Regions from separate parts of the Homo sapiens genome. Here regions 1, 3 and 4 are each linked to region 2. A link is a contact called in ENCODE Hi-C data. All regions are on one chromosome and are shown on one strand. Each heading gives the region's core, a stretch centred on a gene start or an enhancer-like site at or near the end of the contact. The rest is flanking DNA. Distances are from core to core; before and after follow the strand shown. Region 1 overlaps RETREG1 (reticulophagy regulator 1). Region 2 has its middle 70 kb from the start of LINC02111. Region 3 overlaps MYO10 (myosin X). Region 4 holds the start of RETREG1 (reticulophagy regulator 1).

Region 1 (3,000 bases), core at 121-2,620, 760 kb before region 2:
CCCAGGCCCATTCTTGGCTCCCTCCCAAAAATGTTACCACCCCATGTCACTCTAGCCCTCCTTGTTTCAGGATAAGCTCTCCCACAAATCAGGGTCAAACTTCATTCTTTCATAGATGGAGACATGAGTTGGAAAAACTGCCCTCTACATTTCCAAATCAAAGCTGGTTCTTTCACATCATAAGAAATACTAGATTAGTTTCCTATTCCTGCTGTAACAAATTACAAATTTAGTGTCTGAACACCACAAAAATCCATCATCTTGCAGTTCTGGTGGCCAGACTCTAATCTGGGTCAGCTGGGATGCATTCCTTTCAGAGGCTCTCGGGGAGATGGTGTCTCCTGGCTTCTTCCAGCTTCTAGAGGCCACCTGTTTTCCTTCACTCATGGTCCCTAGCTCCATAGTCACAGCCTGCAGCCTCGCATTGTCTCTCTTTGACCTGCCTCCTTCCTAAAAGAACCTTTGTGATGACATGGGGCCACCTGGATACTCCAGGATCATCCACCCATCTCAAGATCCTTGATCCCATCTGCAAAGTCCCTCCTGCCATCTGAGGTCATGTATTCACAGGTTCTGAGTTACGGTATGGACTTCTTTGGTGTGGATGGGACTATTCAGCCTGCCCCAAACACACAATGGTGTGGAAGACGTTCTTTAGCAGCTACTGCTCTTGTACACTCTTCTAACAAGCAGGAACCTTTGCCCTCAGTATTTAACAGGTTAATTTATGCCTGGGAGCCAACAACTCACTAATACCCCCTCTTTCCACACAATCACTTGCAAATTAAGTTATTTTCTAGGATTCACAATTCAAGATGATCTGGAGTCCTCAAGAAAAGGAAAATACTAAGTCAAAAGACTAAGTCAAAGAGCAAGGAGGGAAGGAAAGACTTTGGAGAGCACAAGATAAACAACATTCAAAAGATTTTATATAAGACAGTGGATAGAAACAAACAGTAAAAGGGTCATGAACTCAAAGTACCATTTAGTTCTTAGAGACCTCACAGATGCTTAGCTTGTTTGTCAACTAAAAAACACAACCATTTGTCATTGATTCATGTCATTCATTTGTGAATTTCCTGCCCACCCCCACTTTCTCTGTCATATTCTCCATTGATCTATCCTTCAATCACTTCTCTTAGTTAGTCCCTGTTAATTTTTTTCACTCCCCCTACTACTCTAAAACATATGAGTATCCATGCACACCTGTGCACACAGGTACAGGTATAGAAGTCACCTTTCATCGGACTTTCTTCTTGTAACTAGAACAACGTTAATGCTTTTGCCCTGCTGGAATGTGTAGGTACTAATCACACTTTGGAGCCACACGGCTGGGTTCTGCAGTAGCCAAACTATTCTTAGCTTCTCTGAAACAGATGTCCCATCGCTCACACCCCCTCTAGTGGCAGCCAGCCCTAGAACAGGGCTGAGCATGCACAGACTAAAGACAAAAAAACCTCCCAAGAACTCACAAGAATATTTCCATGCTAGGTGTCACAGCCCTTGTATTGGTATAAATTTTACACAACCTTTCAAATATACAATATTCTGGCTTTGGGAACTGTTCACTTTAAGCATTAGGCATCTACCTTTTTCCTTTAAATGACCATTTGTACTGCCATATCGTAAACTCAGAAACAGAAACAGTGCACACTATGGAAAAAAAAATCCAAAGTCAGTGCAAAAAGAGCAGATAAATAAGTTGTGATATAGTCCACATGATGGAATATCGTACAGCCACAAAATATGAATGAACTACAGCTATACACAGCAACACAACTGATCTTTTTAAAAAACGTGTAAGAAAAAAAAACACTAGTCCTAGAAGAGCACATAAATATGGTACCATTTTGATACACCTCAAAAACAAAAACTTTATTTAGGGATACATATATGTGATTTAAATATATAAATATTCATACTTGGTTTAAATATATACATGTTTATATTTTGTTTAAATATATATCTATACTTTGAATATATAAACATTTATACCTTGTTTAAATATATAAATATTTAGATTAGATTTTGTTTAAATATATTTAGATTTTGTTTAAATGTATGAATATTCATATTTCATTTAAATATAAGCGCGGCTTTTTTTTGAAAAGCAAATGAATGAGGAGCACAAACTTCAGGACCATGCTTGCTTCTGGCAGGCAGCAGGACGGGGTGGGCGGGGGAGCAACTGTATCAGTCCTGATTGGATAATAGGTTCATGTATATTCATTTTATTATGTTTTACAACTTATATATATATTACAAATATCATTCAGTATATTCAATATGATCACTAACATGTACCTAAGGAACATATACAGGTAGGCCGACAGACAGACAGACCTGCCCACTGACAGAACCCAGGGATAGGTTGTTGAAAGAGAGCACGATATTCTCTCAGATTCCCTCTTGTTGTCCAAAGACTACAGTTCGGACCATGAGGATAAGATTTAAATCTTATTCTGGATAATGCAAAGAGTTTCCAAATCTTGAAACATTTTTGGGTTTACACCTAAGTCACCAGAATATGCATTCAACCCTGTCACTTGTACCTGGAGGCTGAACCTTTGAGCTTGCCTCTGAGCCTCAAAAAGCAAGAATTTAAGAACTTTGATCTCACCTGACCTTGGAAATAAATCATTTTTCTTCACCCCAATCCTGTGAGACTTTGTGTCAAAAGACACTCGGCCTGGCTGGGCCCCCCACCTGGAATGATGCTGACATTTCCGAGGCTGGAACCTCTCCGTTGAGCCTCGCTTGTTTCTCTGGACTTTGTCCCTGACCTTGGATTCCTATGACTGGGCCGTGCCAGTCTCTCTCCTGTAACCAGCGCCTGCCTCTCCACAGCAGCTTGGGAGCCGGAGCCCTGGGCACTCAGGTGAACTAAATGCCAGGTGCTGCTGCCTGCAGAGTGCTGGTTGTCACCTCCCCACATTCACCCTGCCTGCGGGCACACCCTCTTTTTCATTGAATGTCTTTTGTTTCCCCTCTTGATAAAAG
Region 2 (3,261 bases), core at 631-3,130:
AAGGCAAGCTGTTTTTAATGAAGTCTCTCTTGGGGATCATGAAACAGCTCTACGTGGCCCAAACAAATGATTATTGCTGACTCATCCTGGCCAACGTGGGCCCTTTTTTTTTTTTTCTCTCTCTCTGTCGTCCAGGCTGGAGTGCAGTGGCACAATCTTGGCTCACTGCAACCTCCACCTCCTGAGTTTAAGTGATTTTCCTGCCTCAGCCTCCTGAGTCGCTGGACTACAGGTATGCGCCACCATACCCGACTAATTTTTGTATTTTCAGTAGAGCCGGCATTTCACCATGTTGGCCAGGCTCGTCTTGAACTCCTGGCCTCAAGCGATCCACCCACCTTGGCCTCCCAAAGTGCTGAAATTACAGGCATGAGTCACCACGCCTGGCCATGGGCACTTCTTTCCTCCCTTCTCCGTCTTGTTACTTTGTCTCTAAACCATAGTTCTCCATTTGTGTTCTTGGTAGCATGAGTATCACCTGGGAACTTGTAAGAAATGCATATGGTTAGGCTCATCCCAGACCTGTGGGATCAGGAACGCTGGGGCAGAGCCCAAGGATTTGTGTTTGCTCTCATCAATGTACATGACTGATGCATGCTCAAGTCTGAGAATCAATGCTCTAAATCAGGGGTCTGCAATCTACGGCTTATGGGCAAAGTCAGCTTCTTGACTGATATGGTACAGCTGGTGAGCAAGAAATGATTTTTATATTTTTAAACGTTAAAAAAGGGGGAATAGTATTTCATGAGAGATGAAAATTATATAAAATTTAAGTTTTAGTGTTTGTCCATAAATACAGTTTGATTGGAACATAGTTCCACCTATTCACTTATAGCTTTGCACTACAACAGCAAACTGGGGTCATTGCAACAGAGACCATATGGCCCAAAGGCCTAAAATACTTATTATCTGCCCCTTTACAGAAAGAGTTTGCTGACCCCGCTTGAAATCCTTTGTTCCTTCATCCTCCTCCTCTGTCTCCATGCCCACCCCCCCACACTCATTCCCATCTGAGGCCAGGACTCAGTCTGTGTCATTCGTTGTCACTGATAGTCTCCCATCTTCTTGGAACTCAGGGTCAAAGAGATTGTTGACCTTCACTTTAGCATCGTGTGCAGGGAAGCAAAGAAGCCTCGATTTTCATATGCAAACTGGATTTACTGGTGTCTGTCCAGAGGGAACATTACCCCGTGTAGCTTGCATTCACATTTTTGCTTCAGGGTTGAGGGCATGTATTTTCTTAGCATTTGATTATGGATCTGTTTTTAGAGGAACATGCTGTGGGGCAAAGGCCGGCCTGTTACTGTTTGTTCTGTCTAGAATGCTTTGGCATGCACACGGTAGATTATTGCAAATTGTTGAAATGAATATTTGTGGTTTAGGAACTCGTTAGTTGTCATTCTAGATGAGGTTATGTGTCTGTCAACTTCGGGTTCTCACTTCCTGAAAAAGATCCTCTCCTAATGTTTCATGAATTAAAGGCTCATACACACACTGCAAACTGAAGCAAGAAGTATGAACGCAATTGTACTGCCTGTGGCAAGACAAGATGCTTCTGCCCTGCAACCATCAGCTTCTTTCTGGGACAGTATGCTTATTTGCTTAATGCTAGCATAACCACCACTGAAACTGTGATCTGTGTTAAAATTAATCTTTTAAATCACTTAATAATGTGCTGCAGGAGCGGCCAATTGTACATGGACTACTTAAGTGAACTACTTTTAACATGAAGAGGAATATTTCATTTTGATTTTAATTTCACATTAATTTAGTTATGTGAGTGTCTGACAATGACACAATTTCACTTATTTTTCCCTGGGGAGATGTCAATGAATTCTCAATTTCCTTCCAAGGAGCCAGTCTTAGAATATTTGTGTGGTCTGTTTCATTGCTTTCCTTTTCCGTTCTAATAGGGCCAGCTGGGCTTTGACTCAGTGTAGCCGAGTGGGGGTGGAGGAGGGGGAACTGAATGTGTGTGTTTGTGTGTGTGCACGAACGTGTGTCTTATAAGGAGGGAAGGACTGGCTTGAGTTCCGGATTCAGCAATAAAGGGTGTAGAAGAAACAGCACTATGGAAATTTCAAATGGCAACAAATACAAGTGGAGGTCTACAGTTCAACAAAAATCACGGTTGATTATTAGTAAAAATTTTGTTTTAGACAAAATTTTCTCTCTACAGAGAGCAACTTTCTGAATGTGCACAGTGAGAGGCAGGAAACTGTTTTACTTCCTTGTTGCCTGGGACGAGAAGAAGAAGGCAGTGTCAGGTGAAGAGATGATGGGAAGGCGTGAGTAGTTTGGGAGGAGAAAAGATGGCAATACTGTGAAAAAGGCCTTTGTTGTGTTTATACCAATGACCTTTTATTCTTGCAAGTTTTTAATGAAAAAATTTAAAGATACAGAACGTTGAAAGAATAGTCCAATGAATACCTGTATATGCACCCGACTAGATTTAACAGATTCTTAACATTTTCTTACTTTTGCTTTATCCACCCATCAATGTATCCATCCGTCCATCCATCCCTTGTCCATCTGATATATCTCTCTCTCTCTTCATCCATCCCATTCCATCCATCCAAACTAGGGAGACTGAATAGTGCCCTAATTAAGAACCAGAAGAAGGCTGGGTGCGGTGGCTCATGCCTGTAATCCCAGCACTTTGGGAGGCCGAGGCGGGCGGATCACAAGGTCAGGAGGTCGAGACCATCCTGGCTAAATCATGAAACCCCGTCTCTACTAAAAATATAAAAAGTTAGTCGGGCGTGGTGGTGGGCGCCTGTAGTCCCAGCTACTCCGGAGGCTGAGGCAGGAGAATGGTGTGAACCCGGGAGGCGGAGCTTGCAGTGAACCGAGATCGCGCCACTGCACTCCAGCCTGGGCGACAGAGCGAGACTCCGTCTCAAAAAAAAAAAAAAAAAAAAGAAGAATGGTTTCTGCTCTTGATCTTCAGAGCAGAAGGATGTCTTTTTTTAGACCCACAAAAAGGGGGGTTCCATAAGGGAAGTGAAAGATGAAGGTGACTTTTGTGTTGTGATCTTTATAACAGATTCAATGGGAAGCTAAATGTCTGGCAACGATGATTACTGAGATGAAGGAAGGCAAGGACTTTCATTTGACTGAGTGACCATAACCATGAACCAACCTGAAAATTCGTTGGTATTAGAAAGTAGAAGAGTAAAGCAGATAGATAATTTTATCTTAAATTGTTGAATTTTATTACCAGGTAATACAGAAAATATTAGACTTCTTTTCTGGGGGGCA
Region 3 (3,229 bases), core at 417-2,916, 530 kb before region 2:
GAGCTGAGTTAAAAGAAAGCAAAAGTCCTTTCTCCTGCTGGCCACATTGTGTCTGGCCTTACTCGCCTCTTTTGGCAAATGAGGCAAATAGAACTACCTTTTCCTAAGGAAAGGTCATAAGATGTATGGTGCCTCACAGGGAAGGTAAGCTCTGGGAAAGAGGGATCTTCATTTTGTTCACTAGTTCATCCCAAACACCTCCACTGTGTAAACGTTTGGTTAAATGCATGAGCTCACTAACATGATCTTTCTGAGAAACTTAAAGCAGGTACACATGAATAAAAATGCAATCATTCATGAGTAATACTGAGGGGACAAGGCAATGAACCTGCGGGTACACAACCCACACTAACTCATGTTATTCCCACAATAATCCCATGAGGGAAGCATGGCTGAGTGTCCGAGTTGGACTCTTAATGCCAGCTCGGCCTGATCCAAAGTCCTGCCAAGGTCACGTGTTAGTGATAGTTAAGGACAAGTGAACAAAAAATCCAGAGGGAAGGGAGGCAAAGGACAGAAGTAAATAAGGGATGAGTTATGCCTTAAAAGACCAGCAAACATGAGTCAGGCCAAGAAAGCACAGAAACCACAGAAGCTGGGAAAGATTCTTATGGGAGAATGAGATCCAGGTCTGGTTAGGTCAGCTGGGCTGAGACGAAAGGCGGCAGAGAAGATGAGCTGAGGTTCAGCTGGATGCTTCAGAGGCAAGTGCAGGAGCTGGAGGGTGGTGATGACCTCATCAAGGCCACCTGTAGGAAACGCAGCTCTGGAGGAAAAGCTCTAGAAGGACCGAAGGGTCCCTCGGGAGACCAGCTGCTGCCGTTGTTTAGGCCCGCGGTGGCCAGGTCCCAAACACAGTTAACAAGGCTGGAGACGGAGAGGAAGATACGGACATGAGAGAGACTTGAACGGAGAAACCCCATCCATCTGGCATATGGCACCATGCTTGGTGTTGTGCAGAGAACAGAAGTAGCAAAGAGGCTGGAAACTTACAAGAAAGGTAAACTGAAGGGATAAGCAAGAGCACAGCCATACAAACGCCATCACGAGGCAGCACGCTGACAACCGCTGAATGGTGGGATGGGCAGATGAGCCCCTTTTGCGTTCTAAAGAGAAGTCCTGTGGAGTACCAAGAGCTGGGACGTTATCAAGAAAGAGGAATTTTGCTAAAAATGTGAATCAATTGCATGTAATAAAAGAGAAGAAATGACTCAGAGATGACGCCAACATGCCGGGCTGGGTGCAGGGGTCCCAGGGATCTCCACTGGTCTAGACAACCACAGTCCTTTCACCTGCTCTGCTAGCGACAGGCCTGGGCAGGGGCCAGTGTCACGATTCCACAAAGACATAATGTCGTAATGTCAAGGGTACTGTGGGCTCCTAGGGGAGGTTTGCGCGCACACACACGACACTGGGCGGAAATGTCCCTTTTGCGGCAGACAACAAAGATCTGACGATCTAAACCTGTCTTGAAATCATAAAGCAAAAGCCAAGAAAATCAGAGGCAAGCCCAGCCGGGGCGGGGGCTGAATCCACATCCCTGAAACTGCCCTGCCTCATGTAGTCTGAAATAGTAAAAGGCAGCATAAATTAGGCCACCTTTAGTTGGGGTTTCCCTTACCAGCCACCAGAATCTTCCCAGTACAGAGCTTAGCATACATTGAATAACTGGCATCTGCTCGGCCCAGTGCCTGGCACGGGGGAGGCATTCAACAACAGTGCACAGAATGACTCACAGAAACCAAGAGAGACAGTTTCAAGGAACGATTTAAATCATCTTCCATATTTAAAACATATCTATATTGACGCGACAGCTGTTGGTGGCTGAGTTATTAAAACAAAAACTAGAAGGTTAAGTTGTCTAGTGAAAATGGTGAGGCCGAAACAATGTTATGTGTTCCTCAACCTACCTCTTTATCCTCGGGCACACAGAAGCCGAAAACATTTAGACTCCCTTGCAGTAAAAACAGCAGGCAGAGGCCGGGCACTGTGGCTTGCGCCTGTAATCCCAGCACCATGGGAGGCTGAGGCGGGTGGATTACTTGAGGTCAGAAGTTTGAGACCAGCCTGGCTAACATGGTGAAACCCTGTCTCTACTCAAAATACAAAAATTAGCCGGGCGTGGTGGCGCACGTCTGTAATCCCAGCTACATGGGAGGCTGAGGCAGAAGAATCACTTGAACCTGGGAGGTGGAGGTTGCAGTGAATGGAGATCACACCACTGCATTCCAGCCTGGGCAACAGAGCCAGACTCCATCTCAAAAAAATAATTAAAAAAAACAAAAAAACAAAAAACCCGGCAGGCAGGCAGTAACAAGGGGACCAAGTGTAGCCAGTTGAACAACTGAGCCATGGGGCTATCAGCCACTTCTATGCCTGGTAGCTAAAAACCCCCTTCACAGTCCTCTGGGCTCCACCTTCCGCTTGCCACCTAAGTGTCCTCAGAGATGGTACATCTCCCAAGCAAAGAAGCCTACAGAGTAGACTCGAGTCCCTCCCCTACCCACCAGGGGCCGGAGAGGAGCAAGAAATAGACCATCCCTGTGTTACACCCCTAAGATTTGATGGCTGTCTGTCATAGCAGCCAGCCTACCTTGGCTCACCGAATATGGCAAAAATACAATTATGGAGAAGATACGATACTCTTCAAACTCTACAGCAGAGGCTTGGTCAAAGAAAGAAAACCCAGGATTCTCGTCGTCATAAAGATGCTTCAAGAGTGTATGACACATTGAGAAAAAATACGGCTGGAAATGGACCAAGTCATGGATATCAATCTCTGTCAATCTCTTATACAGGTGGAAGATCTCCTATCTGAAATGCTGGGGACGAGAAGTGTTTCTGATTTCAGATTCTGGATTTTGAGAATATCTGCATTACACCAACTGAGTAACCCTAAATCTGAAAATATGAAATCTGAAATGGTCAAGAATCTGAAACTTTTTTTTAGTGCCAACATGACATTCAATAGAAATGTTCTTTGGGGTTCTTTGGGGCAAATTTTCACATGAGGGATGCTCGACCAGTATAATGCAAAGATTCCAAAATCCAAAAACATTGGAAAAAACCTGAAAGCTGAAATATGCCTAGCCCAAAGCATTTTGGATAAGGGATACTCAAGCTGTGCAAGTAAAACTTGGAAAAACCCTCAGATTTGCACAGAGCTCTACGGTGGTGGCTCTCAACCCTGGCTGCATATTAGAATCACCTAATAGGTCCCTCGTCCAAA
Region 4 (2,992 bases), core at 259-2,758, 700 kb before region 2:
ACTATTAGACTATTGCCCAATCTAGCATAAGACAATATGTCCTTCTTATTTGAGTGCTCGCATTCACTCCATAATAAGATAGATTTGGAATAAACTCTATTCCAAACACAGATACCTAAGAGATCCAAAGTTAATTCACTTTCAGGGACCTCCGACAAGATACAGCTAGTTTTAAGAGAAAACACCAGGACTAGCAGAGATCTGAGGAAAATATTCATCTTGCTCAAGTTAACCTAGAAAATGACAGGCTGTCTATTTTGTGCAATTTATTTATTTCTCAACTTTAAGGTTCAGAAATCTCTGTCCTGTAACAAGGTATCTGTTACCGGAGTCTGATTATTCTGCACTGTGTAGGTCATGTTTGTTATGAGGACACTTAGCAAACAAAGAAGGTTTTTCTCCGCCCTCAATAGCGTGGTAACGGATGACAGGACACCACTTTCAACGAAGGAGACAGACATTTCCCTGGCCTTTCTGAAGAGCGCTTTTTGGAGAGACAAACCTGTTGCTCAGGGGCTGAGCATTCCCGTGTGTTCTCCCTGTACTTCACCTAAAAATATGCCTGTTTTCCACACTGTGCACACCCGGGGGTGGGTGCTGGGCATACTCCACCTGCTTGTTTGCCTCCCGTTTTCTCATCAGGGAGTAAACACAGTAAACCTAACGCTCCAGGGGAAGGAAAAAACAAATCATTCAGGGCCCATCTCAGGTGACTGATGAATGCGGCACCGTTTTGAACGGGTACCTAATCTGGTCCAGATATGCCTGCTGGGGCTGCAAGAACCAAGACACGTTCAAGCACGTTTGCTCCGGCAAGCTTGGGCGAGCAGGTCAAGACCTCAGAGTTTTAGAAAGCAGGGGCGAAGTTTTCAAGCACGATGGGAACACCTGTAGGTGCAGGTGCCTGAGGGTCGGCCGACCACCTCGCATCTGAGGCTGGATCCGCACACGGAGAACGACAACTGCTCACAGGGACGTGCGTCCGGAGGAAAGTTGCGGTGAGTGTCTACCTGTTCGAGACAGGTGGCCGAGAAAGTGGGGCAGGGCTGACAATTCTTCCTCCGCAGTGTCCCGCGGGCTCCCCCTGCACTGGGTCCCCGGGGCCCCGGGCGCCCCAAGGTCACCTGCCCTCCTCAGCGCCCCCACCTTGCCCAAGCTCTCACCAGAACAGCAGGTTGGCAGCGACGAAGCCGAGCAGGCTCCGCAGCGGCCTCTTCCAGCTCAGCAGCTCGTCGGCGCGGCAGCCCAGCCACAGCACCGGCTCCCCGAGCAGCCAGGTTACCGCGGCCGCCGCCCGGCCCGCGGCCTCCTCCACCTGCAACCCCGCGCCCTCCGCCGCCCCAGCTTCCTGCGCTTCCTCCTCCTGCTGCTGCCGCTCTGCGGGGGATGCCTGGGGCGGTGGCGGCGACGGCGGCGCCTGCTCCTCGGCGGCAGGAGCCGGGCATCCCTCCTCGGCGTGCTCCGGAGGCGCCGGGCTCGCCATCTTCAGCTGTGCTTCCAGACAGGGACGGGGCCGGGCGCGCGCGCGGGCGCGCCTGGGTGTGGGTGCCGCCGAGGGCGGGGCGGCGGTGGCGGCAGGTCCCGGAGCGGGGCGCGCACCGCGGGGCACAGGCGGCTGGGGGCCTTGTGACGCCACAGGCCACGGAGGGGGAGCCGCCCGGGAAAGTGGGTGCGGCCGAGTTCGCGCAGGGGCGGGGCCGGGCGCCGGGAGCTGGGCGGTGTCCCCGGGGGGCTCTGGGTTCCTGGAGGGCCTCTCCGGGACTCGAGGAAAACGACCTTTTCCCTTGCAGCGGCGGGAGAGGGCGAAGTGGAGGACTGCTGCTCGGTTCCGTATCCAAAAGAGACCCAAGGCTCCAGGCAAAATAGATTGGACATTTTCACTTTCTCAAGCCAGGGCCACCGGTCGCCCAACCAGCAGCCACTGAGGGTGGTATCGGGGCGCCCCTTCCCCTGGCAGCGTATTTCAGCCCCCAGAGACATCCCCCACCTCGGCCATCCCCAGCGCCTTTGCAGGGACAGCAGCACAACCATAGCAGAGGTCCTGGGCATCCTGGAAATAACGTGCTGGTATAAATGTTGGATTGAGAAAGGAAGAAAAAACATTTGGGGTCAATTTGGGGCCCTCTCGTTTGACACGGGAGGAAACACAAGGCCGCAGCGTTGGGGGAAGCTGCTTCCTTTCTCTCTCTTCTTTCTCTCTGTCTCAGGTGCTTCCTTTCTCTTCTCTGTCTCTCTCTCTCTCTCTGCCTCTCCCTCTCTCTCCCCCGTCTCTCCCCCTATCTTCCCCTCTCTCCTCCTATCTCCCCCTCTCTCCCCCTCCTTGTGGCTAGGTGATCTGGCTCAGAAGTGCACGTTGGCCCGCGCGTGCGGGGAGCTGAGAAGCAAGAGATTGGAACTTTGCACGTGTCAAGCAAGGTTTGGCCTGCTTTGAAGACAGTAATTTCAGAGCCACTCCGGTCTCTGCGTCACAAGCGGGCATCAGGGCAGTGGTGGGGCGGCAGGGGATCCTGAGACCTCCCATGCCCTCTCTTTGGCCCCGGTGCTTCTGGGTGAGTGTGGGGAGAGAGGAAAATAGTTGTTTATGCTTTTCACCATTTGCATTTTTAAATTTTTGTCTTCTTTAATCTTCCTGGTCTTACTTTTACTCTAGAATGACAGGTCCTTCCCCCCCATACTAAGGGTTCTGTCTGCGGATGCATCAGGGCATCTCATATCCCTTTACTGGCAACCAGCCTGCCTGCACAGGATGGAAGGGAGGGCAATTAAATTCCCTGCGTCAAGGGAGTCTCTAGGGGAATGTTCTGTAACGCTCCTCTGGGTGGCCATTGTAAACCTCTGTGTATACACACGTGGAATCCATTGATCTGTACATTCACTGCAGGTGTCTGCACTTTACTGCTTGTATGTTGTACTTCAAAGGAGTTATATTCCCAGAGCCCAGGCAAAGGCTTACTGAGCACCTACCGAGTACACAAAGCATTGCTAAGCTCTG

What was found. A loop is a pair of places that touch in the nucleus more often than their neighbours do. Pooled maps may share reads with other maps.
Region 1: a map with no recorded cell type shows a loop between it and region 2 (3-fold over the local background). The contact joins two enhancer-like sites. A Hi-C loop is called at or near these places in 2 of 37 single-sample maps with no recorded cell type and 3 of 50 pooled maps.
Region 3: a loop to region 2 is called in a map with no recorded cell type, with 15 times the contacts of the local background. The contact joins two enhancer-like sites. A Hi-C loop is called at or near these places in 12 of 37 single-sample maps with no recorded cell type and 4 of 50 pooled maps.
Region 4: a pooled map shows a loop between it and region 2 (5-fold over the local background). The contact joins the promoter of RETREG1 here to the enhancer-like site in region 2. A Hi-C loop is called at or near these places in 3 of 37 single-sample maps with no recorded cell type and 2 of 50 pooled maps.

Annotation. Positions count from the first base shown.
Region 1 is chr5:16,551,526-16,554,525 of GRCh38, forward strand. The region is part of intron 3 of RETREG1 (reticulophagy regulator 1); the gene reads right to left. Among named protein-coding and RNA genes, the nearest start is that of RETREG1-AS1, 63 kb to the right of the region's middle. RefSeq lists a silencer at 1,195-1,489. Within about 2 kb of position 1,371, at least 6 of the 41 ENCODE cell types and tissues checked have a DNase peak (open chromatin) inside an H3K27ac peak, as active enhancers do.
Region 2 is chr5:17,315,756-17,319,016 of GRCh38, forward strand. No RefSeq gene overlaps it. Among named protein-coding and RNA genes, the nearest start is that of LINC02111, 70 kb to the right of the region's middle. Within about 2 kb of position 1,881, at least 7 of the 41 ENCODE cell types and tissues checked have a DNase peak (open chromatin) inside an H3K27ac peak, as active enhancers do.
Region 3 is chr5:16,783,610-16,786,838 of GRCh38, forward strand. The region is part of intron 4 of MYO10 (myosin X); the gene reads right to left. Among named protein-coding and RNA genes, the nearest start is that of MYO10, 150 kb to the right of the region's middle. Within about 2 kb of position 1,667, at least 2 of the 41 ENCODE cell types and tissues checked have a DNase peak (open chromatin) inside an H3K27ac peak, as active enhancers do.
Region 4 is chr5:16,615,489-16,618,480 of GRCh38, forward strand. It overlaps RETREG1 (reticulophagy regulator 1), which reads right to left and starts at 1,509. Exons shown (of 9, transcript NM_001034850.3): 1 at 1,164-1,509. The coding sequence starts at 1,483. RETREG1-AS1 (RETREG1 antisense RNA 1) reads left to right here and starts at 438. Exons shown (of 4, transcript NR_109946.1): 1 at 438-998. RefSeq lists a silencer at 1,263-1,752.